4 separate regions of the Homo sapiens genome follow, and regions 1, 2 and 3 are each linked to region 4. The links are chromatin contacts, found by Hi-C or POLR2A ChIA-PET in ENCODE. All regions are on one chromosome and are shown on one strand. The core of a region is the stretch at or near the end of the contact, and the rest is flanking DNA. Distances in the headings are between cores, read along the strand shown. Region 1 overlaps JARID2 (jumonji and AT-rich interaction domain containing 2). Region 2 overlaps JARID2 (jumonji and AT-rich interaction domain containing 2). Region 3 overlaps JARID2 (jumonji and AT-rich interaction domain containing 2). Region 4 has its middle 140 kb from the start of JARID2-DT.

Region 1 (6,918 bases), core at 1,338-3,837, 330 kb before region 4:
GCCAAGCCAGTAGCAGAAACTCCCAGGGGTGAGACTGGGAAGAATGAGGAAATCAAAACAAGCCCTTCTCCTCATCCAATGAAGCTGGCTTGTTACCCCTCTTCTTTAGCATTTTAACTCCATGACAATTTCTGATCCCCACTCAGTTTCCGGAAACATCCTGAGAAAAGAAGTCCAATCTCTTAAACAGGACTCAAGATAAAAACACCCAAGCTGTGTGTAATTCTGAAGGGCTAAAAGACAAAGACTTCCTGTTCAATTAAGTCCTTCATTAATCCCTCCTGCTTAAGCCCATTTTCCTTGTCTGTAGACAGGAAATGATAAAGCCACAAGGTCAGCCTCCTTCAGTGCAGCTTAAACCCTCCAAAGAAGGCTGCAGCCACATATCCATCGTAGGTTCCTCACAAAGCCTCACTATCTGTTCATTTTTTCTGGATGGCATTACAAAACAGAGGGAAGGGTGATCAAAAGTATAACCAGGAGTGAAAGAAACGGGAGAATAAATTGCACGACATCCTAATAAAACATAACAGCAGGGGTGCAAGTACAGGAGGAGGATAGAGATCCATGCAACAGGCTTATAAACCTCCAACAATGAAAGCAGCCAATGATAAGATTTTTCAGCTAAAAACTTCTTAAATGAGCAATGTCCAAAATCTTATCTTTTACCCCAACCTCAAACCTAGCTTCACTGAGTCCTCTTGCACCAGGAGTAATTAATGGTTGTGATGCTTCCTATGAGAGGCACTGTAGCTGGGTTTGCCTCATTCTCCCCTGTTCCACTGCCTGAACCAGAAAAAGCACCCCCCACACCTTTTTTTTTTTTTTTTTGAGACAGAGTCTTGCTCTGTCACCCAGGCTGGAGTGCAGTGGCGTGATCTCAGCTCACTAAAACCTCCCCCTTCCGGGTTGAAGCGATTCTCTTGCCTCAGCCTCCTGAGTAGCTGGAATTACAGGTACCCAACACCATGCCTGGCTAATTTTTCTATTTTTACTAGAGGCAGGGTTTCACCATGTTACCCAGGCTGGTGGTCTCTTACTCCTGACCTCAGGCAATCCGCCTGCTTTGGCCTCCCAAAGTGCTGGGATTACAGGTGTGAGCCACCGAGCATGGCCACAGTAAGGGATTTCAATGGAGCAGATAGAAGGATACTGTGGAGGGAAACTGCTTCCTAGCTCTTTTCAAGCTATGCTGCCCCCACCACAGGAAGGCAAGCCACCATTGAAGAGAAAGGATAACATTTGCCTAAAGGATCTTTAAAGCGGGGGCTGCCAGGAGGAACCACAATAACAAAGAAGTTGGAATTGTCAGAAAAATACTCACATTTTGTCCACATTGGTCAGAAACAATGACGTGCAGAGGAATCATGGAAATGAACTACATCCTTCTACGCTCTGCAATTCACAGATGAAAAAAGCTACGTACGTACATCTCCCTCACTGCTGACTTCAGCAGAATGTTATGCCAGCCAACTGGGCAAATGCAGAATCATGTTCATAAAGATGTGGGTGACAGGCACTGGGAGGGGGGATGCATAACTACCCTCTTTATAATGCAACTTTCCGATTCCGCCAGCCTCAACATGCCCTAATGGTCTCCCTTTGATCAAAGAGGCATCCATCTTTAACTGTGTCAATCCACTGCCAAACTCCACACTCCCAGCCATATATCAGTCCTGGGAAGGGTTGCTGAGGCTTCTCCTCCAGCAATTTGTAAATGAGAACATTTCCAGCTGGATACTTCAAGTTTCCTCCCCATCCCACCACCCCACAACCCATTTCCAAAATACCATCAAAAAGCAGCCATAGTAACTTCATACCCAGAACAGGCCCCAAGACATTAAACCTGTGTGGGTTTGGAAAACAATACTAACAGACACTGACAAAAATATTCTATCTTCTATCTATTCTGCTAAGGGCCCACTTACCTTTCCAAAAATTCACTTGTTCTTCTTAAGTGGCCTTTCTCCACCCTCTTCTAAGAATTTATTTGTCCTCCCAGAATCGCCCTTTTGCCCCCCACATCCCATTAGGATGGTAAATTCTTTCTTTTTTTTTTTGAGACAGAGTCTCACTCTGTTGCCAGGCTGGAGTCCAGTGGCGTGATCTCAGCTCACTGCAACCTCCGCCTCCCGGGTTCAAGCGATTCTAGGATGGTAAATTCTAACCTCCTCTTAGAGTCACATTTCTTTGTGAACTCAACTAAATCTGTTTTTTTTTTCCCTGTTGCTAATCTGTCTTTCATCCATTTAATTAGCAGGCTCCCCAAAACTGAACTTAAGAGGGTAGAGAAAAAGTTCCTCTTTTTAAAATACGTTTCTTCTATTTTTTTATGTCATACAACTTTAAAAGCAGAGAATGTTACACAAACTAGCACTGCAGATAGACAACCCTAGTAACTAACTAGGTTAAGGGAGGACTTCCACAATGTAAGCGTAAAGGACAGTGCATAAGGAGCTGAGGCCAAGGGTTCATGGTGTGATTCAGCTGGACATAAAAGGGGACAGACCTTAGGGAATGGATAATGAAGGAGACACAGTTTCTGCCTTTCAGGTCTGAACAGGAAGCCTTAGGTTTCATGAAGTGCGACATAATCCAGTCACAGCCTCACAACATAAAGTATGACCTAGACTACACCATGGAGTCAGTGGAGACTGCCATTCCCAACCAGTCCCTGAAACAACCTCCCTCTGGGACAGAAATTGGCTTGGGAACTCAATCATTCACCAAAAGGGACCTTTCCAGGAAGAAAAGATGACCACACACCCCTGTGCTTCCAGGTAGAATCTATGCTGAAGCTGAACAGTAAAACCGTAAAATCACACGGCTGAAGGACAGGGTGGCCTGCAGTCGGGCTCTAAGAAGGACCTGGATATGCTGGGAGGGTTCCATTTAGAGCTCCAGAAGTGCAAGACCTATGTGACCAGGAGAGCACTCAATTGCTCTCTCAGGGAAGCACAGTCCACTTGAACCTCATTCTCCCCTGAACTGAACTCATTATAACTGAATAGGAAAACACAGAATATAAACATTATGGGGGAAAAAAAAAATCACAAGAAAAGCCTTCCAAGCAGGAGTCCACACCACTAGAAACAGAAAAGATTGCTGGGATTTTTCTAATCATGCTTCTCAAACAGGGCATCGCAGGTGGTAGGCAACAAGTGATACAGGAGTGCTGGGAATAGAAGAGCATGGTCCCTTTAAATGATAGGGAAGGTGGGGAGGGAAAAGCTGGGTAGAGGAAGGGCGTGGCCCCTGGCTAGGGCTCTACTCCCAAGACCTAAGTGAGGAAGGCACTTCTGCCTTCTTGCCCAAATGTTGCATTTTCCAAGACCACCCTGATCTGCCACGCCCCCATCCTGGGCCTATGAAAACCTATAAAAACCCAAGACCCTAGCAAGACATAGACACAAGCTGCTGGACGTCCTGAGGAACACATCAGCGGAAGACGACACAAGCGGCTGGTTGTGGAGAGCACGGCCGCAGAAGAGCACTGGCAGGCCAGTAAGCCATCGACCAGCGTGCAGCCCGCCTCCAGGGGAAAACCATCTCCCTTCTGGCTCTCCCATCTGCTGAGAGGTACTTCTATGCAATAAAACCTTGCGATCATTCTCCAAGCCCACGTGTGATCCGATTCTTCTGATACACCAAGGGTAGGATCATGGGTTACAGAAATCCCTCTGTCCTCAAGGAAGGGAGTCTAATTGAGCTAACACAAGCCGCCTATAGACAGCAAACTAAAGGAGCACCCTGTAACACATGCACACTGGGACTTCAGCTGTAAACATTCACCCCTAGAGACTGCTGTGGGGTTGCAGCCCTACAACCTGCCCGTCTGTATGCTCCCCTAGAGGTATGAGCAGCGGGGCACTGAAGAAGTGAGCCACTCCTCCATCGCACGCCCTGAGAGGGGGACAAGAAAACCTTCCCCATTTCAATAGAAACCATAAAATGCAGCAAAGCTTTTCTGTGTTTTCTGCTAGCTTTGGGATTGGTTTGCTCTGTACTCCTGAAGTTCAAAGTTTAAAAAAAAAAAAAATTTGGAATTCATCCTCAAGGCACTGAAACTCCAATGTGCCAAACAGCTTATACTATTAATCTACTCGATTTCAAATTAGTAAAATGTATTTATTTAAAATTAAAAAAATAAAATGTAGCAAAGCATGGCATCATGAGTCATTTCCAGGAATACAGCAGGCCAAGATATTCAAGCAAGTCATTAAAGCCATCAATGAGGTAATAAACAAACAAGAAATTACTGATGGAAATTCTAAGAACAAAAGCTAGAACCCAGACCTACCCAAGGAGAAATGACCCCACTTTTGTGCTTCTGACACAAACAAACCTGAACTTGATTTCCCTAGCACTGGCACTGGGAGGAAGGTGGCATCCTACCACCCTCCAAGCCCTAAAATGGGGCTCTAACAGGAGACAACTTTCTTACATTCAGCTAGGATTCCCAAAGGCTGGATATCTTTCCTGAGAAGTTGTAAAACTTAAGCGGCCCTCACGAGGATTTGGAATATAAAAATCATCTCTCAAGCCCTGAATTTAGTTTAAATAATGTTGGACTGATGATACCCTAAGGTATGTAGCAAAAACATACATGAACCCTCTGTAAGAAGAGTTTTTTCATCTCAGGCCTCAATGAATTCCCCCTCAAACAACTTTTCACATTCAGGGGAAATAAAGCACCATGAGGAAAACCCAGCAGATGTCCAACTGGGAAAATGTCAGTCAGTAATTTGAATCATCAGACTATGTTAAAACAAATAAAAGCCAAGTTTGAAAAACAGGAAACTAACACCTGAAACAGTGAACACTGAAACTACCACTGAACAAACATTGAAACTAACATTTGAGTGTAACCTAACATTTGAAAAGAACCAAACAGAGCTTCTAGAAATCAAAAATAAACTAGCCAGAATTAAGGCTCTCACTTGGCAGTAACAAACCATTTTTCTATTGAAGGAAACCCAAACCTACTTGAGAAGTAGAAAGCAAAAATTTCATGAGTTATATAGACTGCAAAACTTCAAAGTCCTCTTCCAGCAGAGGTTAAGGCCCAAGATACGGAAAGCTGAGAAACACTGTCCTATAGATGAAAATCTTATCTCCTTCTGATAGATGAGGAAACAGCAGATCAAGAAGGGTATTTAGTGACTTGAGTAGGATTAGGCAACTATTAAATACTGCTGGAGAATACACAATAACATTCTATCAAAATACTTGAATTAACACTCCATGGAATTCACATAATGGGATTCTGAGACTCACACTTGGATAAATGAATGGGTTCATTTCCTGTTGTGCCCAGGGGTGTGAAGAGCCTCTGTTGTCATGACAATGAAAAACCAATGCATTCTCTTCCACATTTCACAGTGGTTAAAATAAACAAAGATGACAGCTGACCCTATTTGCCCTTCTAAGAATTTTCTGAAAATCTCTCTCCCCATCAGCTCCTCTAGGGAACTGGCTCCTCGTAATCTATCTATGTGCAACACTCTCTGAAAGATACCACCACCCTAAACAACCCCACAGGCTAAAAATACAACAAATTCCATTTTAAAAGATAAGTCACTGATTGAGGAGTATATGGAATTGTCCATCACAGAAGCATGAATTCTGTGCATCAAGGGACAGCTACAGTATTATTTAATGTCATCTCTCATTCTCTGATCTACAACAAAACTTCGTTTAAAAAATAAAAATAAAAAAAAAAACTGTTAGGAACACAGTGAAGGGTGGAGACAGACTTACGGAGGTACCTGTGTTTTACGGGCAGATTCCCCCACTGGGTATAAACTGTCTCATGCCAAGCTGAAACATGTGAAACCAGGGAAAGTAAAGTACACTGGCACATACATATTCTCAACCCTATTCTACTCCTGACACACACACACACACACACACACACACACACACACACACACACACACACCCTGGAGAGTGAGGGCTACTGGAAAAACTCTTAGGGCCTAAAAGAATTTAAAAAACAGGGGTATGATGGATATTGCATTATTGTCAGCCACAGTATCATCCATTAATGCTAATTATAAGAGAAAAGAACTATCAGGGAGAAAGCACTGTCAAATTTTCCCCCCATATCCCCAAAAGAATGGAGAAAAACATCCCCAGTCCTGTATGATGCAATTGATGTGGGTGGGCAGTAGTGGGTGCATCGACCTGGCCAAGGGAAGCACCATGTATTGCAACCCACAGGAAGCTGGGAATCATCTTATGAATATAAAATTAAAGCCAGCATATGACCGCCTAATACAAAGGAAATCCAAGATTAAATCACATTGTTTGCTCTAATAAGTTGCTTACATCAGGAAAAGACTTTCACTTGGATGACATGCCCTTAGGTAGGATGCACGCCACCTAAGCGACTGCCTAAACTGAAATTATACACACACACACACACACACACACACACACACACACACACAGAGAGACATGGGGGTTGGGGAGGAGGCATGCAGCCAACAACTAGACTATAAATAATTTCAAATAAACCGCAAGGGAAGGAAAGACATTATTACTTTTCTTTCTCTGCACAAGGCAGATGAACAAGCTGAGGAAGGAAACATTTGGGGACACACAAAGGAAAAGGTCCCTATAAGGAAATGGGGCTACCTGGCCCTAAAAATTCTTAACCACAGACATAATCACTGTTCACTTACCCAGCAACTATATATAGAATGGGTGCTTATTATTTAAGGGTAATAATATAATACGTGCTTTAAATCACATAGAGCCCTCGGAGTGGTGCTTATCAAAGTGTGATTCTTCAACCAGCAACAAAAGAATCACTTGGGAGCATACTAGAAATGCAAATTCTCAGGCACCACCTCAGACTTAACTGAATCAAAAACCCTCAGGGCAGGACCTAGCCAGTCTGTGTTTTAACCAGTC
Region 2 (6,606 bases), core at 1-2,500, 280 kb before region 4:
TAATATGATTTGACAGATTGCAAAGTGAATGGTTGCATAACACAGCCTTTATCATTTCTAAAAAGCTGCCTAAAATAGATAGGCCTTAAGAATTTTCTTTTGTTGACCCTAACTTAGAGCTTGTTCCCATCGGATGCTCTCCCACAGTCACTTTCTCCCCTCTGTCTGTCTCAGGCCTCCCCACTGACCCAGCTGGCACAGATCTAGCCTCCATTACATGCCACATGCTGGCTCTGAAACTCTCTGCTAGGGCTCCTCAGAGACTTCAGAACCCAATAGTCTGTGGGGTACCCCTCCTATACAAACCTAACACCGACTACGCCTACAGGGCAGCTTTCACCAACACCACTGAGGATGCCTTGCTGGGGAAAACTAGAGAGGCAATCCTTCCTTCCATGCTTGTCAGGGCCGCAGCAGTCTCAGCTCGCCAAGCCCTAGGGTGAGGCCTGATTACAAGACATTGGCATTCAGAACCTAGAAGGGGGCAAACCAACTTGAAAACCGTCCCTTAGGTGTCCTGCTTCATGACAAAGCTACAGCACAAATAGGAAGTCACGGGGTACTGTATATCTACAACCTCAATAATGATCGCCCTTTTAAATGTTTACATTCTTCCAGGCACTAAGAACCTGAAATAAATCAACTGCATTCATCGTAAGAATACCACCTCTGAGGAAAAAAAATTAGTATCCCATTTTCTGAGACGGAAAACAACAAACCAAACAGATGGTGGTATCAAGTTTGTCGGTTTTCTGAACCCTTGGTGGGACCCTGGGACATACTTACAGGGATGACAGTGTGATCCTTCAACAATTTCCACTAGCAGAGCTGGAGGACTGCGGCCTACTGGACCTGAGCTGGCAGGAGGGTAGATGCCCAGCCATTCTCTCCAGGAAATCTCTGATGGTCTGTATTCATGGATCCAAGGACAACCCAGTCTTCCTTCAGTTTTACAGAGCACACATGAGAAGGCCCAGCTTGCGTTCCCAGAGATGACCTGAGCTCTGTCAACAACTGCCTACCCCCACAAAAGGACAGGCAATCCCTTGCACAGAGTTTCTCACAGAGGGGCTAAGAAATCGGCCAGCAGGGATGTCAACATCCACTACCAAGAACAGCCACTTGATGGCAATCTTAACCTATTCCCTTGGAATTCGTCCATAAAGGGAGACCCCAGAAGGCTAGAAGCACCAAGCATGGGCTGCACAACGTGGACAGAGCTAAGAAGGACGTCCCTGCTTGACCTGAGTGTGCGGCAGTGCGGCGATGAACGGATAGAGAACCCCACACCAACAAGCACTGTTGGGTTCTTCTCCATATCTAGGCTTCTCTGGGGACTAGGCAGAAGTGGCTATAGGCTCTGCAGTCAGACAGCTCAGGAGCATGGAAACCTCTCGAGCTCCATGGCGCACTCACATTGGGTTTCTCATCAGACTGAAATGCAAGTGGACAGATGACAACAAATATGAGAATAAATCAAAGGCAAGTTCCTCCTCCTTACTGTGGAAACTTGTTCTCTGAAACAGGGAAGGGCAGGAGGCAGGGGGTGAAAAAAGTGGACTTTCCTTAGAAGGTGGGACACCTGTTGAATAAAGCACTCAAGCACCGCCCTCCTCATTTAAGTTGTCAAAGAAGGAAACTAAAAGCCATGTGCATCTCTAGGAAAAAAGTCTCTCCAGTTAAAAATAGAAATACACTGTAAATTGCTGCACTACACACTTCTATTTTTGGTAGCAGGAAGATGAACTGAAGGGCTCTCTGAAACATCAAAACATCAAAGGGTGGGAGGGGGTCCATACCATCATATTACCATAAAATAGTCCACTGTCTTAGCTAGGATAATGACACGTTTCCACAGAGGGTTCGACCTCACTTTGTGTGGTAGTTTCCCAACTCCTGGCTTCTCCATTTATAAAAAGAGTTCAGGCAGAGTGAAGAGTTTGCCAACATTTTCCTCAGAGGGATTCAGAAAGTGCCAGCTGAGAGCCTTCCAGCTCACCCTTTAAAACTCTGTAACACTTTCCAACTGAGCAAACTGGAAGGCCCTTTCAAATGACACTAGGAACAAAGTCATCTCATGGAGGGTACACTGCTGGGGGAGCCCCTAGGGAACAGATCACTCTAGATGCATTCTTCTAAATTCACTCTCAAAGGAGGCAAGATGCTATTTTTCAAATAAGCATTCAAAAGCATGGGTCCCTTGGTGAAAACCCCAATCACATGGGATGGAAGCAGACTATCAAAAATAACAGTGTTCCAGCCTGGGCAATACAGTGACACCCCATCTCTACCAAAACATTTAAAAATCATCCAGGCGGTGACACGTGCCTATAGTCCCATCCACTCAGGCGGCTGAGGTGGGAGGGTTGCTGGGGGCGGTGCACGCAAGCTGCAGTGAGCTGAGATCGTGTCACTGCACTACAGCCTGGGCAACAGAAAAAATAAAAACAAACAGTTAAATAAATTGATTAAATATAAAAGACAGTTAAATGATTGCAAAATGGAGACCTTGGACTGCCTTCATGTAACACATGGCAGCATAACTTTGAGAGCCATGGAAAGCTAAAAGCAGACTACCACTTCAGAGACCACCAGAAGCTAGCCTGGGAGCCTCCACACGTGGCCTTCCCCGTCACCAAGATGGCAGTACCAAGCATGAACAGGCACCCACCTAACTGCAGAAAGAAAACAGGGACTCAGTTAAGGATTACCCAGATGACAAGGGCAGGGCAGATCACACAGGAAGACAACCTTTCTGTGTATACACAGAAAGAGCTGAACCAGCCATTAGCTCCAAAGCATAAATGAAGCAAGAACACTAGTAACAGGTCAGGGAGAGAAGCTACGGGGTCTGAAAGCATGCGGGGCATAAGTTACCATGAAACACAAGAGACAGCTCTCCTTGGATGTCAATGGCAGGGTACAGGTTTGGCCTTGCCGGTTTATAATCAAGAATGGGATGTCACTGGCGAATATAAAATATTATAAAATATTTATATATTTTATATTATAGTTTGTTGTAGAAAAATTATATATATATATTTTATAATATATTATAAAATAGCTCATGTTTCTCTCCTCATCCCCACACCTCCTTGAACGATAGACTTGTACTGTTTTTATCATCCTTGGGAAAGAAATTATGAAGAAGCTAAATCTGGGACTCTACAGAAACATTTTAAAGCCTATAGAGGAAGCTAAAAGGATAGATGAGATTTGGCAGCAGGTGAGCTTAAAAATCAAATTGTAAATTAAGGGATTTATGAACTGTAGGGTAATTTCCCAGAAGCATATCTAGTAATCACTCTTCTGGCTTTTAAAGATATACCATACAGGACTCTAAACATTTAAAGTGGCTCAAGTAATAACAGGTTATTTCCAAAAGCTAAGTAAAGGGCCCTCTAAATTTGAGGGAAATCAGATCTAAGACATTCACAAGCACAGCAAAACTACCCTAGTCCATTACAATAAATCTGATAGTAATTAAAGCTACTTAAATACACATATCACAGAATTCGAAGATTTAGAAAACACATGAAGCCTTTCTCTAGCAGGGAACAATATCACTCTATAAGAAAGAACGTCAATAAATCCTATTCACAAACAAGTCACCTCTGGCTGTAGGAAGCCCTATCTGGTGACCCTGCAGGGTCTTTCTATTCTATTACACGTCAAGAATAAAAAATGGCTGGGAGTCACAAAAGGTAGATAAGATGAATTACTGTTAAACAGATAGGATTCCCTCGACCTCAGAAGTCCTCAAATAATTCCACAATGCTTCCCCAAATAATCTATGACAACAGAAACATCCTCCCAGGACCATCACAACTGCCATCCCCCTGTCAAAAGCAGTTACTCCATCCAGGCTTCTCAAAGGTCAAACAGCTCTAAGGGTTTCCTGACTTACCAGGAAAATGTTCTAGTATCACACAAGCAAGAAAGAAAACATGCTGCAGATTAACATGGAGTTTAATTTAATCTACAGTTAGACTGGAATAAAATTGTCACCATGTCCAAGGCCTGCAGAGACTGTAATGTACTCCCCACAAAGTCTTCTGTTGAAGCTCTAACCCCTAAGGTCCATGAGAAGGTGATCGAGGGTAAATAAGGTCATAGGGGCACAGGGCTCTGACCTGAGAGGGCTGGAGTCCTCGCATGAGGAGGAAGACTCAGAGGAACCAGCCAAGAAGAGGGCACTCAACAGGAACCCAGCTGGCCTGCACCTTGATCTTGGACTTACAGACACCAGAACTGTGAGAAATGGAAATTTCTATTATATCAGCAGCCCAGTCTAAGGTAATTTATTATGGCAGCCTGAGCTGACTAATATACAGACTTTCACCACAGCCGCAAGAATATGATTAGCAATCCTATCCCACCACAGGCACACGCACACTGTCTTGGCATCCTCAAGGGCGACAAGGAGATCATGGGCTCCTCACAGGATTCAGTCTAACTAAAGACACCGCACTAGCAAAAGACATGACCTACAGATGTCTCTATAGAGTGCCTCTGGGGAAAAAAGCCAAGTCTGGGACCCTAGCTCCAGAATTTTTAATTATTAACATTAATACACACCCAGGCTGAGTATTCCGAATACTCACAGATTAAAAACAGTGGTGGCTAATGTGCTATACGAGAAAGGTGACACTGAAGACAGTCAGAATGAAGCCTCCTCCAAAGCCCATCTGCTCTGAGTTTACACAACAGTTCAGAACAAAAACCATGATGCCAGTTTAAGAGACAGTCTGACTCTGAGAATGTCATCATCTTTCCAATCGCAGGGTTCTTATTCCAACACTGTGCCTACATAAGCCACTTCTGGAGCTGCTAAGGGGATGCACATGGGCCTCTGGCCTTGAGGCACTTTCAGTCCCCAACACTCTCAGACATTCGGCACATTCTGGACAAACATCATAAACCCATCGATAAGCATAACAGCTCTTAAAAATACAGGCAGTGGTGTTGAGGAACTCCACAATGAGCAAATACATTTAAAGAACTCAACCGGCCAGGCGAAGTGGCTCACGCCTGTAATGCCAGTAGGAGGGGGGATCACCTGAGGCCAGATCTTGAGGTTATAACGCCCTCCAGCCTGGGTGGCAGACCAAGACTCTGTCTCTAAACAAACAAACAAACAAACATGTCAACTGTACTGAAGGGAGAAGGAGGAACCTTTTCAGCGTGATAGGAAGGTATTTTATCTACACTGGAGTGTTGCTCACTTGGTTATATGTGTACACTTGTCACAACAAGACATACTGGAGATATGTGGTTTCACAGGCTTTCCTTAGTTTAAACACACACATACACACACACCCACACAGAAGTAGAGAGAGGGAGAGAGAGGGGGAAAGGAAGGGGGAGAAGAACAGGGAGAGGGAGAGGGGTGGGGGAGAGGGAGAGATAGCTATCTGGAGTCAGAAGACCTGGGCTCAAACCCTGATTTGACCACTTCTCTGCTAGGTGGCCTTGTACAAGCTGCTTAACACCTAAGGCCCATTAAATTAACCCCAAAAATATTAGTAAAAGTACAAAAATCATCAATTGAGAATTAAGAGACATAATTTTTTTACTTTTTCTTAAAAGCCCAATTGTAATTTAAACCACCAAGCAACATACCTTGTACCTAAACAGGGATGCGATGAATGTGGTTCAGAAAGAAAGGACACAAGGCTGACCCTATTCCAAGAATCTCTATGATAGTGAGACATATCACACAATTATGAATGCACATTCCCTCTGGCAATGGGGAAAATAAGATGAGCTGACATCTGGGGGCCTAGGGTGTCACGGTGTGAGCATTTCTAAAATGAAATCTGGAGTCCCAGTTGGCAGACTCTCAGTCCCCTGAACAGAGAGTGGCACATCCACAGCATGGCAACAAGAGGTGCTGGAAAGGGGGCGGCAGAGACGTGGGTGGCATGCAGGTGGGCCACTGAGCCGTCTGCATGCTCATTCACACAACACAGACTTCGGAGATCCCAGGCACAGGGAAAAGCAGCAGTCAACACAAATGAATTTTCCTCTCAAAGCGCTTACAATCTAATGTGGCTAGACACATTAGATAATTATCTATATAAATAATAAATATCTATAAAATAATATCTATAAAAAACTATATCTTAAAAAATCTATTAAAAAATCTATATAAATAAATAAATTAGAATAAACGCACGCACATGTCCCTCCCTCACAGTACTACAATGTCAGGCAGTGAGAAATGCTGTGCAGACAGACTTCATAAGGTAAAGCGCTAAGGAGTAACAGAGGCAGGTACCCTTTTTACTAGAATGTTCAAGGAACATTCCAGGGTATGGGGGCACTTAAAGGGGAACCTGAAACATACAGAGAGATCAAGTCACATAGATACCAGAAGGGAGAGAATTCTCAATAGAAGGATCAGCTAGAGCTAAACAGAGTATGCTTTGTGTATTTAAAATACCAGGAAGAGGGACAGAGACAATGAGAACAGAGTGATACGGGGGCCCAATCAAGTGGCCAGCCATGAGGATATTTCGCTTTCACATTAAGAGCATAGGCAGATATGCCAGAATCAGAACAGAGCATAGCACAGCCTCATTTGCATTTTTAAAGGTTTATGCT
Region 3 (6,911 bases), core at 1,890-4,389, 380 kb before region 4:
GGGCATGGAATGAAACTTCCCAAAGGCGCCTGTAATCCCAGCACTTTGGGAGGCCGAGGCGGGTGGATCACAAGGTCAGGAGATTGACACCATACTGGCTAACACGGTGAAACCCCGTCTCTACTAAAAATACAAAAAATTAGCTGGGTGTGGCGGTGTGCGCCTGTAGTCCCAGCTACTTGGGAGGCTGAGGCAGAAGAACGGCGTGAACCCAGGAGGTGGAGTTTGCAGTGAACCGAGATCATGCCACTGCACTCCAGCCTGGGCGAGACTCTTGTCTCAAAAAAAAAAAAAAAAAAAAGACTTGCCAAAAACATCCAAACCAGTGGCTCTCAGCATCCCCTAGAGGGCTGATGTAAACACATCACTGGGCCCTACCGGCAGAGTGTCCAAGTCAGAGGGTCTGGGATGGGACTGAGAATGTGCATTTCTAACCAAGTCCCAGGTGATGCTGTGTGCTGACCTGGGGACCGCGCTTGGAACCACTGAATGAAGTATCAGTGAAGTTTATAAAAATCAAAAAGGAAAGAAGCCACTGAGACCTGTATTTCTCTATATGCCACCAATTAAGTGCAGTCCAATCAAAGCCACAAATTCTTGGTAGGACATCATCTCTTAGGAGCCAGGCCCATGGAGGCCTCATTCCTAGAGCCAGATCTCAGGCCCCATGAAGAGGCAGAAGCGAAGACCCAGGAATCACACTCTGGCTCTTAAACCATGAGTCACCCATAAAAAAAGTGGGACTGACAGACGGTCTGGAATAAATAATGCGAAACCCTTTTGGAGAGGAAAAAAAGCACCTGGCAATGATAAATTTAAAACAGATTTATAAAACCAGGGGTAAGGACAAACAGAAATATTCCGTGGTAAGTACTGTTAATCTGCAAGAGGAGGTATAGTGAGGAATGCAAATCTCTTAGTTTTAATTGTTCTTTCAAATGCTTCCACTAAAACCAAAACAAGACAAAACATTTAGAAAAACAAAAGCAAACAGTAAACTCCAGCTGGGGCTGATCTTTATTTCCAGCAACAAAGGCTGGTGGGGCTGGGTGGGGGTGGGGGAATGGGCCTCAGGGAATCCAGGACCTTGGGGAAGGGCTCTATCTCAGGTTCAGACAGCAAAAGACAACACCTCTACAGTTGGCTCAATCTCCTTTTAACCTGTAGGGGTGCAATCTGTTTCAGCCCTACTCCCAGCACAAGAGTCTCCTTAAGGAGACGGACACAGTGCGGCTTCGTATATCGCTAATCAAAATGGCAAACTCCAGATGGTGCCGGACATAACCCAACTCCTGTGAGGTTCAGGCATCAGCCACCACTACTTGCTGAGGTTTAGTTCAGTGTTTTCCAAACCTGGCACCCCTAAAACCCTTAGGGGAGCTTCAAAATAATGTAAATCCCTTCCCTCTAGATTCTGTGCTAATTGGTGAGGATCAAGAAAGGGAATCAGTGTTTAAAAGCCTCAGATGTCTCAGTGTTCCCACAAATCCGTGGACCCTACCCTTCCCTAACACCGCTGTCCAAATACCAGAGTGCTATGTCTCTCATATTCTATCTCAAATAAGAGTGTAAGGCCTTTGGTTCCATCCATTCTGGCTTCTCGGGGGCACCTGAGTTCATGGCTAGCAATGCTACAGGGAAGTAAATTTTCAACACAGCTGAATTCTATATATCACTATCTTCAATGGCAAAAGGAACACCTTGTTTACATCTTTCTGAAAACCTAAATACTGAATTATTGGCAAGGTATACATTCAAATAACTTGCTTTATGAGAGAAATGAGTTGCAATATTTTCCTTCTTATTATAGGAGTTATCTTCAACAGTATCCACCCAGATATCACACACGCATGCCCATATAACAAGCTCAAAGACTAGATGGATCTCACCCACAACACAGACCAGCGAAGTTCAAACAATTACGAAGACTGAAAAAGGCAAGTGTCACTGGCCATCTTCCTCCTCGAAACCCAGAGGGTCCGTGTTCTATGCCCACCACGAGAGGCCACAGGGGAGCTGAAAAGCTAACATAGGAAGCCCCTTAAGCTGCTCCATGTGTCCTAAAAGGGAGAAATAAAACAGAACCAACAACCCAGCCAGCACCACCATTGTGGGGAAACCTGGGACCCACCAATCTAACAAAAGGACACCCCTTTTCCTGGCCTGGACTTGTCTATAAGGAGCCAACACTTAATCAGTACAAAAGGAAACAGAAGAATGGAGGAAGGCATTGTCTTACCTTGTTACCGAAGGTCTCCCTCAACCCACCTCTGTATCAATTAAAACCACACAGCCCCAGTTATGCAGCCAGTGCACTACAAGGAAGGCCACCGCTGCACGTCCTGAGGGATTCCACAGAAGAGCACACACAGGAAGTCATCTGAACTCACTGAAGAATTAGCGCCGACGTGGGCTACAGCAGGACCCTCCATTGAATGACAATACATTTCAGCTGAGCAGCTTTATACATAAGTGCTTGAAGTTACTCCTTCTCTCAGCTCTGTTGTGGATTTCTGGCTTCTCAGCCCATTGCCCCCAGCCCCCAACCCAGCTCTGCAGAAAGTGAGGTGTCTGCAGCGTGTGCTCCTTGGCCCACAGCCATCCGTCACCTGTATCTCAGGTGATCCCAGGCACACGGCCATGAGATATTAAAGCAATCCCTCCTAGTCATAAGAGAATGGTTTCAATTTAACAGGCAAGGTTGAGAGCATTTTCAAGTTACGTTCGGCCAGATGAGTACTGGCAACAATACCTCATTCTTCTTGCAGAAGGGATATAAGGTGAGAGATATGAAAGTCCAGGACATCAAACGTTCCTACCTGACTTTGTTCTTAATAACAGAAATTCCATCTTAAAAACTGTACCCAATCCACACTCTGTGTGCTTGCTTTAAGAATATAAAATCTCTCCCCTCCATCCTTATGGGTTTTTCTCCACCCCACCACCGACACACACAATATTTAAATCAACTCAGTATGATGACAGATGAAAAGGAGAAACATGCACTTCCAAGGCAGAGCAGAAGATGAGAAATGACTCTGATGTTTTTGGTTAACTAAGCAAAAATGTTTTAGTCGTTCAAGATTATGACGCTGTCCTCAGTTCAACCTCAGATTCACTGGCAAGTTCTTCTTCTCCACGAGAGGGAGCCGTTGAGCCGAGGCCTCTGCCAGCCTTTCAAAACAGAACCAGAGGCCCAGAGAGAGAAACAGTTGGTGGCTGGGGGTAGTCCATTTGCACTTTAAAACTTGAATCAAAAACAAAGAGCCTAAACAGAAGCGAAATGCACTGGACAGACAGTGAGTTATGGAAGGGGAGGAGCAGCCTGCTCAAACACTGACCGCAGCAGCAGATGGGCAGGAGCCTCCTAGCCAAGGCCAAGGCCAAGGCAAATGTGCTCTAAAAGAGATGCCTGGGTTCCACTGGGCAATCTAGATGTACCTATAACCTCTCCTCCCACTGAAGGCAATGTAACTGAGTCACAAATACCCCACCACCAGCAAGTGCAATTCAAATGACAAAATAATGTCATGAGAAGAAAACCTTTAACTTTTTTAAAAACTAATATGATTTTCTATGTTTCCTTCTCAATAGCCGTATTTTCCAGAACTTTAAAAGAATATTCTCAATTCCTTGGCCCTCTCTGAATCTTACTAGGGCAGGATTTTTCTGCAAGGCTTGTACATTTTCATATGAAAACCTCTTCAGTGACAGTAGCCTATAGCTCAATGGAAGGTCCTGCAAAACCAGTGGGATTAGCCAGTTGATCATTTTCTTCTCACACTCAGCCTCAGCGTAAGAAATGAGAATCACATGTGGCCACATCTGGTTCAATATCCTGGCTTACAAACCACACAAATTTCTACACAAGTACAAAACCTGCTCATGACTCTCTTGGAAAACTAATACTTCAAAACCCTTGCTAGAAATAAAGCTCGTCTGTTGGACTATCCTAAACTTGTTACTTTCTGTCACTGCATGTAAGCAGAAGTACTACTGCAGGAAAGCAACAGAAAAACACCATTTGCTCCTTGGTGAGACCCTTACCATACAACCAAATTATTACCCAGGGGCACTCCCAGCCCCATGACAATGCAATGTTATACAGGCATGTGCATTCCATGACAAAGACAGCTCATTTGGTATAATCGAGAGTAAACGGCCGGGGCCAGAGCCCTCTCACCAAGAAAAAGGCTTAGGTGAAGTACGCACTGGTGTGTTCTAACTCTCGGGTTCTAGGGACTCCATAAATCGCACACACTATCAAATGGCATTGCCCAGTTCGCACGAGGGGAAGTGGTTTTAGACTTGGAAGACAGGTGCATGCACCCACACAGTTCATTATAGCAAGCAGAGCAAAGGCACTTCTCGGCAGCACCCCCTAAAAATTACATTCCTCCACATTTCAATACAGTCACATTTATGCTTTTAAGCTGAACAATAACAAAAAAAAATCCACATATCATATTTGAAATGAAAGATCAGAGTATCCTCTGGGCCCATATCTTTCATGCAGTTGAAAAGATGAAAGGTCACAGTCTAATCACTTGTATCAAGCAGTCACAAGGGAATCTACAATTTGCTTTTACTGACCTTATTTTCAGAGTACTTAACTAATAGGATCTGAGGGTTTGAAAATTTTCCTTTTATTTCTCACAATGTCCCTGGTATAAGGAGTTGGCCAGACTGGCTCCAAAGGAATAATAGGGCCCAGGAAGGTTAAATATCACATCTCAAGTCTCATTGAAGGTCAGAGTCAGAGCCAAATTAGAATCTGGAGCCATGGGTCAACCCATCTGGGCTGGTTAGACTGGAACAGGGAAGGAGGAGGAGAGGGAAGAGGGAGAAAGTGGGGAAAGGGTGACAGGAGAGGATCCCCGTCAACACCTGCAGGATGCCCTGCATGAGCACATGGCGCTCCCTGCAAGGACTCTACCCTGAGCCCCGGAAGCAGCTGAAACTCCTGCACTAACTCAGAGGACAGAGGCCGGCTGTGTGAGGGGCACCCCAGGACCTCTTTCCTGCACCTAAGATCCTGCACAGGGAACAGGTCACACGAACACGCCATGGAGCATGGGGGCAGGCAGGGCCATCCCAGGCTAAGGCAGTACTTTCTGTTCCTCCTCAGCTCTTTCCTCTGTCCAACTGTACTAATTCCTCTCATCCCCTTACAAATGAAAACCTTGAACTGAATGAAGGCCAAGTGCTGAGAGTGAGCTCTGACCAGCTGAGATGACAGGCGTATCCCACGCATCCCTATTCGTGACCGTGCAAGAGGATGTGCGCACCCGTGTCTGTCCGTGCATGAGAACATGAACAGTCACATGTACATGACTCAGGTCCTCTGCCACCCTTCATTCCTGCCTCGCCATCCCAAGGATGGGTTCTCAGGGCAGAAAGGCAAGATCTGGAAGCTCACCTGGATATGGCCTCCAGTTCTGATGTGGCCCATGAGAATTTTACCACAAGTAAACTAAAAAAACTCAAAAAAGCATAGTGGGATGAATAGAAGATAAACAAAAACAACTTAACCCTACTCTAGGATTCTGGGAAAGGAGACAGGATGCAGTCACATGGTGTAATCACTGTCTTTCTGTCTTTCTCCCTGGGTTGCTTCTAATTCTGTTCTCTTTCATGAGCAAAAACCTTACACATTGGAGAGTTCTGTACAATTCTCCATCAGACCAACAGCATTGGGAACAGCGGGGGAGTGAAGAATCACAGACCCAGGACCAAAGCTCGGTGCCTCCCTGGGCTTTGTGCCTCCAGTGCTGACAATCCGGGGCCCAATGGTTAAGAGACGCCAGGTGAGCACATGGTGTGGCCCAATTCCACACCGTGGCTGTTGTCTCTGGGAAAACTGAGGTCTGTTTTGGCCAACAGTGGCCAGTGTTTAATATGTGCTAGGTGTGTGTGGACTGTGGAAATGTAAATGTGGTGATTCTTGCCATGCCCACCCCCCCAACTGCATACTATTTGCTAGGTAAAGGTTCACATGTGCATGCATACATACCTGTCTGCCTATGTGTGACTATAGTCACATGTTCACGTTCAGAGAGAAATATCCACAACGTCACCAAGAATGAGAAAGGCCACCTCTACCGCAAGACGAAATCGAGTATTTTCACACCACAATAACCATGTAAGTCACTCTGCAACACTGCCAGCCAGGAAATCTCTTCCGTCCCCTCTACAACTTCCTCTGAAGCTACCTTTAAGGATCATAGCCTCCAGTCTCTTCTAGGGAAGATTTTAACCCTCTATTTTTAACTCTGTGAGGAAAGCTCATCAATGATCCCATGACTTAGCGGATGTTAAAATGGAGGGGGGAACAGGAGCACGAGGCATCAGTGAAATGCCACCTGTCCGGGGACAAGCCCTCAGCTGTGTGCCTGCAGGAACCTGCCCTTATCCCCACTACTCATCCCTAGGGTTGTGAGAAATCAATGTCCAGGAATGGGAACATCTGGACAGCAATAATGGCCAAGCCCTGAGGGATTCTTCAAAACTGCCTCACCAGAACCGGCATTATCTGTGGCCCTGTTGGGGGATAGCGGGTGGGGGGACAGCGCAGGACAGGCAGGGGCAGGAGGTGGTCAGGGTGGCAGCCACCTACACTCTGTGGATGCTACAGCCTGGGACTCAAATGCCTTCAGTGGAAGAGGTGCCACCCAGCCACACCCAGTTCCACAGACTGCTCGGCAGTGCACACAGCATGCACATATTCTGCTTCAAAGGCCAGGTGGTGAAATGTTAACTTGTCACATCAAAAAGAACAGAAAAGTAGACCAGGATCATCCATTAACAGAACTATCCCATTTGCAGGTGTGTTTCAAAACCTACCCTGAGAAAAACATGTTCCCTGCCACTCTACCGCTCATCTGGAGCCCAGGGTGGGTGGGTGGGAGAAG
Region 4 (6,473 bases), core at 1,230-3,729:
TTTAACAAATCTTTATAGATAAATGTGCGTGGCTCGCTCTCTCTCTCTTTTTTTTTTTTTTGGAGAGATGAAGATCTAGCTATGTGCCCAGGCTGGTCTCGAACTCCTGGCCTCAAGAGATCTGCCTGCCTCAGCCTCCCAAAGTGTTGAGATTATAGATATGAGCCACTATGGCTGGCCCTGGCCCAATAACATTTGCCCTTCCTTCCTTCCTTCCTTCCTTCCTTCCTTCCTTCCTTCCTTCCTTCCTTCCTTCCTTCCTCTCTCTCTCTCTCTGTCTGTCTCTCTCTCTCTTTCTTTCTGTCTGTCTTTCTTTCCTTTTTGAGACAGGGGCCTAGCTCTGTCACCAGGTGGTGTGATCATATCTCACTGTAGCCTCAACCTCATGGGCTGAAGCAATCCTCCCACCTCAGCTTCTTGAGTAGCTGGGACTACAGGTGCATGCTCTGCACTCAGCTAATTTTTGTATTTTTAGTAGACATGGGGTTTCATCATGTTGCCCAGGCTGGTCTCGAACTAATAATCTCAGGTGATCTGCCTGCCTTGACCTTCCAAGTGCTGGGATTATAGACATGAACCACTGAGCCCAAAAACATTTCTAATATGAAGAAGTAGAGTCTAACCTAAATACACCTGTCTTTCACTATGAAAATATTGCTCATTTCTTTTTTTTGAACTCTTCAAACATTTTTGCTTGCCCAGTTGGGAATTCTCAGTATATGTATATTTACTAGTTTTACTCTCAAATTGCATAACACATTAGTAAAATTAATGTAATTTTTTTTTTACAGAATATAATAGAATACAGTAAATAAAATAGAGGTCTAACTCTGCCCTTTCTGGGTCTCAATGGGTCATCTTGCACACAGTCTGGGGTTTAAGAACCCTACTTTGGAAACTATTGCATCATGCTTCTTCCATTGGAAAGATGCAAAATCCCAAGAATGGAATTTGTTCTTCTCTTATTAGTGGTAGGGCAGAATTATTATTACAGTCAAAACTGTCCATCTACTTACACCAAAACCTACAACAAAGTTTTGGCAATACTGTAATATTGTATGAGAATGATCCACAGCTGGGTTTTTCTTCCCAGATGAGCAGGACACTGGCACAGGGACAAGATGTTGACGACATAGACTGTTTTCATTGTGTTTTTCTGTGTAAACTCATTTACTGTCATTAGTAATCATCACTGTATGAGAACTTCCAGGCTGGCAATGTTACAAACAGTAAGGCACAGAAGACTTTCTCTCAGGCTCTGTTTGATGGAAAACACACAAACCATGGGCCAAAATGGCAGGATCTGCTGGGCACAGTGGCTCAATCCTGTAATCCCAGCACTTTGGAAGGTTGGGTTGGGCGGATCACTTGAGGTTAGGAGTTTGAGACCAGCCTGACCAACATGGTGAAACCCCGTCTCTACTAAAAATACAAAAATTAGCCAGGCATGGTGGCAGGTGTCTGTAATCCCAGCTACTCAGGAAGGTGAGACATGAGAATCACTTGAACCCAGGAGGCGGAGGTTGCAGTGAGCCAAGATCACGCCATTGCACTCCGGCCTGGACAACAGAGCAACACTCCATCTCAAAAAACAAAAAAAGGCTGGGTGTGATGGCTCATGTCTGTATTCTCAGCTCTTTGGGAGGGTGAGGTGGGTGGATCACTTGGTCAGGAGATTGAGACCATCCTGCCTAACATGGTGAAACCCTGCCTCTACTAAAAATACAAAAAAAAATTAGCCAGGCGTAGTGGCAGAAGCCTGTAGTCCCAGCTACTCAGGAGACTGAGGCAGGAGAATGGCGTGAAACTAGGAGGTGGAGCTTGCAGTGAGCTGAGATCGCGCCACTGCACTCCAGCCTGGGAGACAGAGCGAGACTCCATCTCAAAACAAAAACAAAACAAAACAAAAAACCAAAATGGCAGGATCGAGGTATATGTGAGTTACTAGCAAGACACTGAATACATAATTCCCACACAGAAGAAGATATTGAAACCTTTGTGTATTATGCCTGACATTAATTATTTGTGCTTTAAAAATATGTGTGTGTGTATATATGTATACATATACGTATACATGAATACGTACACGTATACATGAATACGTACACGTATACATGAATACGTACACGTATACATGAATATCTATACCTATACGTATACATGTATATCTATACCTATACGTATACATGTATATCTATACCTATACGTATACATGTATACACATACATATATGTGTATACACATATATGTACATGTGTATATATACACACACATATTTGTGTATACATACATATACACATGTGTATACATATATATGTATATGTGTATATGTATATACACACACATATTTTTACATACATATATATATGACTTTCCTAGGAATGTTAGATTTCGGAAGTTTCTAGATGCAGCCCTCAGCAGGCAGACCTCCCCAGACCAGGACAGGATGTGCTTAGATGGCGAGTTACACAACTGGAAGTGGCCTCTCTCTGCTGCTCCCTGTGTGTTGCAAGGATTAGTTTAATTAGAGCCTGTGCTTGTACAGCACTTTGACATTCTCAGACAAAAAGTGCTAGATGAGCACAAAATTTTATAACTGTAATGGAATCCAAGCAAATAGCATTGTAATAAATGGGTCTTGCTGCTGATACTGCATTTAAGAGTCCCCTCTTTATAATTGCATGTTTACTCTATGTGATGAACTGAGGTGATTAATAACAATGATAATAATTACTCCTACAGCATTTTATGCTTTCAAAGGGCTTTACAACTTGTTTATTATTAATCTTTAATCTTCCCAGTTGCTGCTCTGCTAAGTCAGTGTTGTTTTTGTTTTTAAAATTTTCATAGAAATGGAGAAATCAGAGGACTAGAGAGCGGGGCTGAGGTTTTGAAGTTCCCACGGCAAGTCAATGTGAGGAGCTGCTGGATTTTGATTTGGAAAGGAGAGATGTTGAATGAGCTGGAAGAGAGGGTGAGGCAGGTCGGGGAGAAGACAGGTGGAGCTCACCGTGGTAACCTTGCAGGGTTCGGTGGCAGATTGCTATGATCTGGGTGTGAGGAACCAAAGCAAGGGTGCTTGGCGAGTCTAAAGCAAAGGCAACTTGATGCAGAATGCGTAGGTGGAGGTTCCCACCTCAACACCCGCTCTGCTTAGGCCGGGTGCTCCAGTGGCATTTGTGCTATCGCCTGCGTTCATTCAGCTGGTACTTAACACCTGGTCAAGGTTGATCAAGGGGAGTAGGGCTTTGTGTCACAGCTAATTGGGTGCTATAAGGAAAAGACCCCCAAACTGTAGTGTAAGCAACTGGCATTGCATAATCAGCTGCTTCGAATACCCACTGGGGGATTAGACTGCGATAAGCAAGTGCTGTAGGTATCTGCGAGACAAGCAGTGTGTCAATTACACTGTGGATGGCCAGATTTATGTGCTTTTTGGCAGTGCTGCTGAACTATTAATCATATCTCATGAACAGGCCCCATGTAAACCAATAGCAAATGGCACATCTTAAGGAGCATCCCAGCAAAAAATGTCCCATTTCCCTTATATCTTCTGCTGATGTCTAAGGTACTGAAAATGAGAATGAATACACAGAGCCATCAAGCAATAATCAAGAGCCAAGCTACCCTTCCCCCCTTCCTTCCTTCCTTCCTTCCTTCCTTCCTTCCTTCCCTCCTTCCCTCCTTCCTTTCTCACTTCCTTTCTTTTGAAAAATAAAAACCTAATCATGTTTTCTGAGCCAGCGAGACCGGATTTCCAATCAGCATCTGGAAATGGCATATTTCACATAAAAACACACCCGTTAAACATTTTCTTTTAATGACAAAGTGAGGATTTCATGACTTTCCTCTACTTTTATTTCATGGTGGTTTAGATGGGCCATCCATATAGATTTCTTATTCCTTGCTAAGTTACATATCTCCTGAAGTGCGATACATCTACTGTCATAATTAAATGTCGTCAAGCTGATGTGTATGAGTGTTTTGAGCGTTATCACTAATTGCTGTGTTAGCATGAATTAGACAGTAAAGTAATTAGAGGCCCAAATGCAGCTGTGTCCTATGTGGTGCAGTTTCTGGGTTGGGCTGTGTGTTTGTGTCTGTGTGAGTGAGGGTGCGGTTGTGTGAACCAGCTCTGTACTCTTCCCCTTATACCTGGATTATCTCAAGGTGCTTGCTAGTCTCTCTTGTTTGTGCGGAAGTCTCTGAAATGATGTCCGGAATGGAAGCCATTGTCTGCAAGAGAGAGTCCAGGTTTCTTTAAATAAGCAATTTTCTGTAATCAGTCAGCAGGGAAAGCTTCACTCTCCAGACTAGCATTAATGGAAGACAGGTTTTAGAGTTTAGAAAAAGCATGTTTATCTTCAAGACAGATTAGTTGGGGTTGGGGTATATAAGTGTGTGGTGAGAGGGGCTGGGAGTTTTGTAAAGAAAATGGGAAGACATTTGTTTTTGTTTTTAGCCCAAGATCTTTTCTAATCTTCCCACATTTGTCAAACCCATAAGGACTCGTTCTGCTGATCGTGTGATGACTGGTCTGGACTTTTCCTCCACCTCCTCTCCCCAGTTCCCCACCCCAACTCCTCCCTGCTTTAGTACTAAACAGGAGTCAGAGGAGAGGCCAGCAAAACTCATGTTCTGGCTTCTGGCTGTCACAGTTCTCCCCATGAAGCTAAAGGCACATGACCAAGTCTTCATCACTGTGGCCTTGGGTTCAAGGGAGCCCCTGTGACCCTCCCCGGCCTCTCTCCACCCCAGGGCTCTCTGGGCATTCCCCTAGTCATCCACGCCTTTTCTTTTTAGGGTGTAACTGTATCCACGATGCAGCTGATTTTAATCTCTATGGGTTTCTGCATCATGGAGCTGAGGAAGACAGCGTAACCGCCTCAGAAAAAAGTCTGTCCTCGGATAACTTATCTGACAGAGAAGCGATTACCACCTGCTTGATTTCTCAGGCAATTTTAATTCACTGCTGCTTGGCGATAGGGATTCGAAAGAGAGAGAGAGGGAGAGTGAGAATCCTTCACTCTATTGAGTTACTCCATAAGCTGTTTCCACAGCTCCAAGATATACTGTGTGCCCGGCCTGTATCTGTTTTATTCATCCAGATTTAAAAAATAGATGTGATGGATTTATGTGTGTGCCCTGCTAATGTGTAAGCAGCTTTCACGGTAGTTTTAGCTCTTGTCCTTGAAGGACTGGCATGGCCCCTGGAGTTGCTCCTCTCCTGTGATAGAAACAGGAAAATGAGAAAGACTCTGCTTCTGTCTGGCGGTTTTGACAAACCTGGTCAAATTCCCATTCCCAGAGGTGCCTTGTGCCCATTAGGAAGCTGATTGCTTACGGGAGAGCCTTTGAATTCCAACAGAGACAAGATCAAGGCCTAATGTGCCACATGTACGTGGGTCTCCCTTTCCTTGACCAACAGATTTTGACAGAATGGCTTGTCAACAAATAGGCCTGGGGTAAGAAGATAAAGAGTTGTCATTTAGAAATAAACACTATCATTTCTCTTCACAATTCGTAACTGCTTTTTCAACTTTTTCCTTCCATCCTCCCTCCTCCTCCTGAATCCCTACATTTTGCATGCCACCAAAATGCTCGTACAGCCTCATCTGGAAGCCTCACTCACTGGTTCTTGCTCCTGGTGGGAGCCTGTGGCTTTTTACCTTCCAAAACATCTCCCTCCTGCTTTTAAAAAAAAGTCTGGTTGGGTGTGGTGGCTCACACCTGTAATCCCAGCACTTTGGGAGGCTGAGATGGGAGGATCACTTGAAGTCAGGAGTTCAAGACCAGCCTGGCAAATATGGTGAAACTCTGTCTCTACTAAAAATACAAAAATTAGCTGGGTGTAGTGGCAGGTGCCTGAGTCCCAGCCACTTGGAAGGCTGAGGCAGGAGAATCACTTGAATCTGGGAGGTGGAGGTTGCAGTAAGCCTAGATCACACCACTGCACTCCAGCCTGGGTGACAGAGCGAGACTCCATCTCGAAAAAAAAAAAAAATTCCTAAGCACATCTGAGGCAAATCAAATGATGCGTATCTCTAAAATGGGCAAGAGTTACCTTTAATTCCTCCCTGTTTTTGCTTGATGGGTTATGTTCACCATTCCTTGTATATTTGGTAATTTTTAATTTAAATCATTTATATTTAATACAATTTTATGAAGTCTTCACTTGGCTCTTCATCTTTCAGGTCTCAGTGTGGTTCCTATATGCTCTTGTATTATTCTGTACTCCTCCAATTAGAGTACTTACCACTTTGTGCTGTTATTGACTGTTTTCCTATCTATATCCTCCATATGATTACAAGCTTCACAAGGGCAGGGGTGCGCCTATCTTGTTCATCATTGCATGCCATTCTCTCGCATTAGGCTTGGTGCAAAAAAGATGCTCAGTAAATATTTGTTGAATGAATGCATGAAGGAATGTGTAGTTTGCTATGTATATGATACTGTGCCAAGTTACTGCAAGA

The links. A loop is a pair of places that touch in the nucleus more often than their neighbours do. ChIA-PET counts read pairs that join two places held with the same protein, here RNA polymerase II (POLR2A). Pooled maps may share reads with other maps.
Region 1: a loop to region 4 is called in a map of A673, with 3 times the contacts of the local background. The contact joins two enhancer-like sites. A Hi-C loop is called at or near these places in 1 of 168 maps with a recorded cell type or tissue (A673) and 1 of 50 pooled maps. POLR2A ChIA-PET finds 5 or more read pairs at or near these places in 4 of 52 experiments (AG04450, OCI-LY7, activated T-cell and 1 more).
Region 2: a map of A673 shows a loop between it and region 4 (6-fold over the local background). The contact joins two enhancer-like sites. A Hi-C loop is called at or near these places in 1 of 168 maps with a recorded cell type or tissue (A673) and 3 of 50 pooled maps. POLR2A ChIA-PET finds 5 or more read pairs at or near these places in 1 of 52 experiments (activated naive CD4-positive, alpha-beta T cell).
Region 3: a loop to region 4 is called in a map of A673, with 3 times the contacts of the local background. The contact joins two enhancer-like sites. A Hi-C loop is called at or near these places in 1 of 168 maps with a recorded cell type or tissue (A673) and 2 of 50 pooled maps. POLR2A ChIA-PET finds 5 or more read pairs at or near these places in 1 of 52 experiments (H1).

What each region holds. Positions count from the first base shown.
Region 1 is chr6:15,432,945-15,439,862 of GRCh38, reverse strand. All of the region lies in intron 3 of JARID2 (jumonji and AT-rich interaction domain containing 2), which reads right to left. Among named protein-coding and RNA genes, the nearest start is that of DTNBP1-AS1, 110 kb to the left of the region's middle. RefSeq lists an enhancer at 904-973 and a silencer at 6,868-6,917. Within about 2 kb of position 2,587, at least 2 of the 41 ENCODE cell types and tissues checked have a DNase peak (open chromatin) inside an H3K27ac peak, as active enhancers do.
Region 2 is chr6:15,385,025-15,391,630 of GRCh38, reverse strand. The region is part of intron 2 of JARID2 (jumonji and AT-rich interaction domain containing 2); the gene reads right to left. Among named protein-coding and RNA genes, the nearest start is that of JARID2-AS1, 140 kb to the right of the region's middle. RefSeq lists enhancers at 1,049-1,408, 4,031-4,140, 4,151-4,230, 5,622-6,382. Within about 2 kb of position 1,250, at least 5 of the 41 ENCODE cell types and tissues checked have a DNase peak (open chromatin) inside an H3K27ac peak, as active enhancers do.
Region 3 is chr6:15,487,804-15,494,714 of GRCh38, reverse strand. All of the region lies in intron 6 of JARID2 (jumonji and AT-rich interaction domain containing 2), which reads right to left. Among named protein-coding and RNA genes, the nearest start is that of DTNBP1-AS1, 55 kb to the left of the region's middle. RefSeq lists an enhancer at 2,524-3,025. Within about 2 kb of position 3,139, at least 8 of the 41 ENCODE cell types and tissues checked have a DNase peak (open chromatin) inside an H3K27ac peak, as active enhancers do.
Region 4 is chr6:15,105,582-15,112,054 of GRCh38, reverse strand. No RefSeq gene overlaps it. Among named protein-coding and RNA genes, the nearest start is that of JARID2-DT, 140 kb to the left of the region's middle. Within about 2 kb of position 2,479, at least 2 of the 41 ENCODE cell types and tissues checked have a DNase peak (open chromatin) inside an H3K27ac peak, as active enhancers do.